2 separate regions of the Homo sapiens genome follow, and region 1 is linked to region 2. A link is an interaction called in ENCODE POLR2A ChIA-PET data of the cell type or tissue named here. Cell type or tissue: GM12878. All regions are shown on one strand.

Evidence for each region. ChIA-PET counts read pairs that join two places held together with the same protein. Peaks named below come from ENCODE experiments on the same cell type or tissue, not always from the same donor. Only the 100,000 strongest peaks of a DNase experiment are listed, where the experiment ranks them.
Region 1: POLR2A ChIA-PET joins it to region 2 with 6 read pairs; 8 of 35 experiments call an interaction of 5 or more read pairs at or near these places.

What each region holds. Positions count from the first base shown.
Region 1 is chr5:143,510,835-143,514,834 of GRCh38, reverse strand. No RefSeq gene overlaps it. Among named protein-coding and RNA genes, the nearest start is that of NR3C1, 110 kb to the right of the region's middle. In GM12878, no CTCF peak of the experiment used is centred here; no DNase peak of the experiment used is centred here.
Region 2 is chr5:143,416,601-143,420,600 of GRCh38, reverse strand. It overlaps a transcript of NR3C1 not described here. Among named protein-coding and RNA genes, the nearest start is that of NR3C1, 15 kb to the right of the region's middle. In GM12878, no CTCF peak of the experiment used is centred here; a DNase peak (open chromatin) is centred at 2,130; H3K4me3 peaks cover 607 bases; H3K27ac peaks cover 1,407 bases.

The DNA of each region.
Region 1 (4,000 bases), 94 kb before region 2:
TTAAATCAGCCAAACTTGTTACTTGGTATTCTGTGGAAAAGTAGTTTGGCTAATAATTGTTTTTAGTGGTTTTGGAGACAATGGCTCAGAAAGACATCATCTCCCCCTTCTCAGGATGTTTGACCTCCATCCAGGATGCTGGGGGGTTGCCTGAGATTCCAGTATGTTATTAGGGATTCATTGTGCCCATTCAGTCATTCAACCTTCTCCTCCAGCCTCCATGGGAAGTGTACATTGGCCACATGCATCCATTGGACATGGCAAATTGCACCATTCACTCATTTGATAGATTTTAACCAGCTTCCATGTGCCAAACACCATCCTGGGCACTTCACATACTATTATTCTTCAATACTTACAGAGCCCTGTGAGGGAGGTACCATTATTATCCCCATTTTATAGATGAGGAAACAGAGATTCAGAGTGGCTAAGTACAGCTAGGAGTCTCACCAGATCAGCCTGTTGACTCTGGCGCCTACTCTCTCAAGCAATATGCAATAGGGAGCAGGGAAAGATAGACAAAGTACCCATCCTGGAGAAGCCATCGCACCAACAGTGGAGATAGACATCAAGCCAACAATTACCAATTAATTCATTCATTACCATCATGTAAGTCCTACACAGCTGAAGTCAAGGAGGAACTGACCTGGGGGAACAAGAAATCTTCCCTGAGAAAGTGAAAGGTTAGTTGAGAACTGAAGTGAGTAGGAGTTCATCAGGAGAGAACAAATAAGAAAAGCATTGAAGATAGGGGAAAATAGCATGTTGACGGCCCTTGCATATTAAGACTGGAGTATTGGAGAGGAAGAGAGACAGAAGATGCAAGAATCATCTACTGTTCCCATCCCTTCTCTATGGAGGAAGGAACTGGCCTCAGGTTCAATGCACCCACTATCGAATTTTTCACTGTGTGCCCAGTGTTGCCTAATAGGCATTCAACATACCACTGATAAATTAATGAAACACATGGACAAATACATGAAAGCTGTTTGGTCCAAAGTCAAACAATGTATTGGTAAGGAAGAAAAATCCACAAAATCAATGTTTGGTATCACACAGATATGTGTTTAATAGCTGAATTTTTAAATATTTCCCTATGGCTTTTTAAATTATATGAGCTAACGGAGTAAGATAGTCTTTTCGACAAATGATGCTAGAAAAACTGGATATCTACATGCAAAACAGTGAAGTTGACCCTTTCTTACAGCATACACAAAATTAACTCAAAAATATATCATAGACCTAAACTTAAGACCTAAAACTCTGAAACTCTTACAAGAAAACATAGGTGTATATCTTTGTAACATTGGCTTAAGCAATGGTTTCTTACATATGGCACCAAAAGCACAACAATTTAAAAATAAAGAAACAAATTGAACATCATCAAAGTTGAAAATGGTTATGCCTCAAGGGGCACTAACAAGAAATTGATATTTTAAAACCCTCAAAATGGAAAAATACTTGCAAATCATGTATATCTGACAAAGAACTTGTATCTAGAATACATAAAGAGCTTTTATAACTCAACAATTAAAAATAGCACAATTCAAAACTTGGCAAAGAATTTTAGTAGACATTTCTCCACAGAAGATACATAAATGGCCAATAAGTGCATGAAAAGACGCTCAACATCCTTGGTCGTTGGGAACATGAAAATGAAAACAACAATGAGGTATCACTTCATACCCATTAGGGAAGCTATAATAAAAAAGCCAAATAATAGCAAATGTTGGACGAGGATGTGGAGATTAGAACCCTCATATATTGCTGGTGGGAATAGTATATGGTGCAGCCACTTTGGAGAACAGTTTGGCAGTTGCTCAGAATGGTAATCATAGAGTTACCATATGACCCAGCAATTCCACAGCTAGGTATTGACCTAAGAGAAACACATCTGCCCACACAAAACTTATGCATGAATATTCCTAGCAGCATAATTCATAAGATCTAAAAAGTAGAAACCACCTAAATGTCATCAACTGATGAAAAGATAAACAAAATGTGCGATATTTATATAAAGGAATCTTATCAATAAAGGAAATGAGGTACTGACACATCCTACAATATCAGTGAAACTTGAAAATATCATCCTAAGTGAAAAACGCCAGTCACAAAAGATCACATTTTGTATGATTCCATTTATGTGAACTGTACTAAATAGGCAAACCCATAGAGATAGAAAGTAGATTAGTGGTTGCCTGAGGTTGGAGCATGAAGTGGGTAACAGGAATACAGAGTGGCTGCTAATGGGTATAGGGTTTCTTCTGGGGATGATGAAAATGTTCTAAAATTGACTGTAGTGATGGTCGCACCACCCTATAAATATAATGAAAACCTTCCATTGAATTGTATATGTTAAATGGGTAATCTCATGGTATGTGACATATCTCAATAAAAGTATTAAAAATTATATGAACTAGAACTAGTGTCACAATCTTCTAATTTTCTGGAACTGCATTATTTTGTTTTGTTTCAGTTTTCACTCTCTTCAGAAAAGGCTCTGACATTGACTGCCTTTTCACCCCACACCCCATAAAAAGTATTACTTCCAAGATATGTATAGTATGAACAAAGATTAAGCCAGGTCTTCTCAGCTTTCTACATCTGCCTGCCCAGTCATAATCATCTTTCTAATGAGCCCCAAGGCCCTGTAGTGTCCTGTGAATTATTTAAGGAAGATTAAAATATTTCCATTCTACTGTACTTCTAAGCCTTGCACAAGCCCCCTCTGCAAAAATGTATATAAACAGAAAGCTTGAAATATATTTTGTTAAACTAAGTAGAACAACAAAAACAGTAACAACAGGACCAACCATTTCTCAAGAATACTAGTTATGTATTTTTTTTTTCCTACAGTGGCAGCAGCATCATTTAGGCAGACTTAGCAGTGTTAGGAATTTAGGTTGCACAAAAGTCACTTTCTTAGGAGCATTACTAAACAATAGGCTATTGCACAAACAAGTAAGTTTTCCATCTGTGGACATCTTTTTTTCTTTTTAGCTTCTTTAAAGATTTTTGTCCATTAATTTCAAACTATAGTAGCCTTAGTCTTCCCAAAAAGTAACAGGGCTAATGAGATTTCTTACAATCCCCCTCCATTCCTGTTATCTATAATATTTAATGGTTTCCCTTCAACTCTATCAGTGCTTGCAATTCCTCCTCTGTTTTACTGTTGTTCATTTTCAGCTTAATAACCACCTCATTCTATGCATCATCTCTCTGAAAATTTCGGGGAATAGCTGTGTAAGAGAAATGCACTCTTTGAATTTAGAACAGTACATTGTGTGTATACTTTTATATTATGTTCCATTTGTGCTGCTCCAATGGCATTGGCTGAACTCAGTAGCAAACTGAAATGACTGCAATGTTTTCCATTTGGAAAGAACAGCTTATTTAGCAGGTACATAATGGTATTTATTTTCTTTACTATTAGACATAGCTTGGAGTCTTTACCCCCCAAACCAGTTCTGGACATCAGTTTACCAAGTTGGAGCTATTTGTCATACCCAAGAAAATTAATAACCTCAAAATTGTTAAGTATCTTCTTAACCCTGAAGAACTGATGAACTTATCAGAAGAGCCCTGTCCTTACCAAAATTTTATAGGACTACTACTTTTAGCAGCAATTACAGCTGGAAGTAATAATAACAGCTAAAATTTTTTAAACTCTTACAATGGACCCACCACTGTTTAAAGCTAGATGTAGATATAGATACAGATAATTAATTTACTTAATCTCCACAGTGGCCCTGTGAGACAGGTATTCTTATTATTTCTATTTTACAGATAAGGAAATTGAGGTACAGAGAGATTAAAAGAAACTTGCCCAAGATTATGCAACTTGTAAATGGCAGAATTGGGGGTTTAAACCCAGGAATTTAGTTCCCAAGTCACTATGCTATGTTGTTTGATAGGAGGAGCTTAATAAACCTACTTGAGTGAACAAGTAGAGGTTATAGAGCAACAAAAGAAATTCATGACAGCAAAATTGCATCTACTC
Region 2 (4,000 bases):
CAGGAATTTCCAAATATCCCCTAGGGCCAAAATCACCCAGTTGAAAACTAGTGTTCTAGGGAAAACCATTATAATTAATAGCATGTCTATGATCTCCCCTGTTGCGGGAAGTCAGGGACCCCAAACGGAGGGACCAGCTGAAGCCATGGCAGAAGAACGTGGATTGTGAAGATTTCATGGACATTTATTAGTTCCCCAAATTAATACTTCTATAATTTCCTATGCCTGTCTTCACTGCAATCTCTAAACACAAATTGTGAAGATTTCATGGACACTTATCACTTCCCCAATCAATACCCTTGTGATTTCCTATACCTGTCTTTACTTTAATCTCTTAATCCTGTCATCTCCTAAACTGAGGAGGATGTATGTTGCCTCAGGACCCTGTGATAATTGTGTTAACTGCACAAATTGTAGAGCATGTGTGTTTGAACAATATGAAATCTGGGCACCTTGAAAAAAGAACAGGATAACAGCAATTGTTCAGGTAATAAGAGAGATAACCTTAAACTCTGACCGCCGGTGAGCCAGGGGGAACAGAGCCATATTTCTCTTCTTTCAAAAGCAAATGGGAGAAATATTGCTGAATTCTTTTTCTCAGCAAGGAACATCCCTGAGAAAGAGAATATGCCCCTGAGGGTGGGTCTCTGAAATGGCCCCCTTGGGTGTGGCTGTCTTCTATGGTTGAAACTGTAGGGATGAAATAAACCCCAGTCTCCCATAGCGCTCCCAGGCTTATTAGGAAGAGGAAATTCCTGCCTAATATATTTTGGTCAGACCAGTTGCTCTCAAACCCTGTCTCCTGATAAGATGTTATCAAAGACAATGGTGCCCAAAACTTTGTTAGCAATTTTAATTTCGCCCCCGTCCTGTGGTCCTGTGATTTCGCCCTGCCTCCATTTGCCTTGTGATATTCTATTACCTTGTGAAGCGCGTGATCTCTGTGACCCACACCTATTCGTACATTCCCTCCCCTTTTGAAAGTCCCTAATAAAAACTTGCTGGTTTTGCGGCTTGTGGGGCATCACGGAACCTACCAACATGTGATGTCTCCCCCAGACGCCCAGCTTTAAAATTTCTCTCTTTTGAACTCTGTCCCTTTATTTCTCAAACTGGCTGACGCTTAGGGAAAATAGAAAAGAACCTATGTGACTATCGGGGCAGGTTCCCCGATACTCCCCAAAGTATTGCATGGAATGCCACATTTCTTTTATCATAGTGCTTCAAATAAGTATTTCAGTGTGTTACTGAAAATATTTATAAACAAAATATATTTGATAGCAGGGTATGAATATGCCCGTGTCCTTGGAAGAGAAAGAGGGGACAAGAGAACAGGTATAACAGCATGTTGTTGGTGAAAATAAATTGGTAGTAATATAGATTGAATATCCCTTATCCAAAATGCTTCCGACAGGAAGGGTTTTGGATTTCAGATATTTTCAGATTTTGAAATATTTGCAGAATACATACAGGTAGAGCATCCCTAATCCAAAAATCCAAAATCTGAAATGTTCCAATGAGCATTTCCTTTGAGCATCATGATAGCACTCAAAAAGCTTTGGATTTTGGAGCATTTCCGATTTCAGAATTTGGGATTAGGGATATTTGACCTATAGTAATGCCAAATACTGCACTAAAATTAGCAAATGTAATCTCATTGAATTGTGACAACAGCCTTAAGAGGAAACCCGATCATTATGCCTACTTAGTAGATGAGGAAACAGAGGTAACTAGGTCAAGGTCACACAACTTGGAGTGTCAGAGTCTGGATTCTTTCTAGTTCTGCCCTCGTCCAAGCCAGTTCTGTTAACACTATTCTTCCTTTCAGCATAATCTGTGTCATCACTGGAGCTTATGTCTACCTGCCTGCCACCCAGCACCAACTGTTTACCCTTTAAGTCTCATTCTGCCTCCTCCAGGAGCCTTCCCTGACCCCTGCCTTCACCTTCTGACCTGTGCCCCTTCACACCCTGTGCCCTCTTAACTGGGAAAGCCCTGAGGGCAGGGGCCATACCTTATTTACCTCTATCTCCAGCTCACTGCACAGAGGCATTCAGCAGATGACCAGTAAATATGGGCTGTCTAGTAAAAACTTTGCAGTTAGAGATAATGAAAGAAACATAATTACTTCTGTGTGGGTTGAGAAAGAAGGGAAGGGAAAGTCCAGATACTTAAGCAGAAAAAGGCAAACAGTCCAAAAGGGGAAAAGTAACTTGCCCAAATCATGCAGTTGAGGGCAGGAAGAAAGGGGGACAAAGCCAAAACCAAAACCCAGTCCCTTGTCCCAGCCCAGTGCTTTGTCTGCTACGTTACACAAACTGTGATTGTGAAATTAAAGGGTTTTTGATGGCACTGATATAAGTAAATAAATGGCTTTATGAGTTAACACATGACAAGCAATAAACTCATAAAAGGTAAATATTGACAACTGAAGATTATATATCACTATGTTTAGTGTGTGGAGAACCCAACTAGGAATTAGGAAAGCTTGCACATTCAGTCTGGTTTCTTGGCAAATCAATGAGACTTCAAACAAATCATTTTATTTCTCTGTGCTTCTGTTTCTTTTGGCTGTAGTATTTTGCTGGTTAAAGAGCACGTGATCAATGTCTATGCTTTTAAATGTCTGTCTTTATTTGAGCATGCTCAGCTGGATGTGGAAAACCTATGGTTCTCTTGGGTTTCATAAGGATCAAATCCCACAGTGATATGTAAACTTGTGTGGTTTATAGAATTATAGGACCTCAAAGCTGGGAGAGGCCTGATAAATCATATAGTGAAAATTTCCAGCCAGTGCCTGGATTTCTTTTACAGAATCTTTCTTTTATTGGACAGGTGCTCCCTTCACAATCCATGATGTAAGGAGAAAAGGGGCTTCGTTTGAAGGAAGTTAGTGTATTGTGTATGGGCGTGTACTTTCTGCTTGGGGTGTGCCTACAGGGCTATCTCACTTTCTGAAAGCGTAATAATAAGTTACTTTACCATGCATTAATTAAATGTCAGAGACCATGCTAAATGCTTTACAGAGAATATCTTTTTTAATCTGTATAAGAACCTCCTGAGGCAGATAATATTATTAACCTTACTTTTCAGATAAGGAAACTAACATTCAGAAAAGTTAAGTAACTTGCTAAAGACATGTGTCTACTAGGAGGTAGAGTCTCAAGTCTATTTCAAGCTCCTAATAAGTAAATAAATGTCTATTGAATCCAACTAATGACATCCCACTCCATATTCCCCTGCCACTGATGAGAGAGAGAAGTATAAAGTTTATGTAAATAAGACAGAAGCAATGTTTTATATAAGCATTGTGGATTTAATTCCACTAAGGGATTGATTTTTCATCTTAATGGAACTTTTTCTTCAGCTATCAAGTTTCAGTTTCAAGATCGCAAATGCTAAGAAGATATTAAAATATTTTAATACATAATTCCACTAGATCATATTTATAGGTACTGTTAATATATTACCAAATCTACTATAAACAAAACAATAAAACAAAAGGCTGGATCAATATGGAAAGTAGAGTAATAATTTAGGCCCTAAAGAAAAACTACGTAAGACATTTCTTAGAGGATTACCAGGTTTCTCTCTCTCTCTCTTTTTAAACACAGCCTAAAATAGAAAAGCAATTTATGTATTAATAAAAAAAATAGAAACCTGAGGCAGATGTAACCAGAATAGGTGAATTAACTGAAGACTGATATTCTTATTTATGTTTGTGTATTTTAAATAAAGAAGGAGTTTGACCATCTCATCTAGTTAATCATTAAAAGGAAACTCGAGCCAAACTTGTGAAGCAGGTAAAGTTTATTTTTAGACATTCAACTGGCTTCTCTTTTGGGCTCCCCTTTTCTTTTGGGGTCATCCTCCATGTCTGGTAACCTTAACCTCCCTGTCTCTTCCAGAAGGAGCAACACCCCCATGTTTTAGACCTTTACTTCTGATGTCAGGACCCTTTCTGATGCAAGTGTTAGCTAACTCCAGCTGGCTGAAGAGG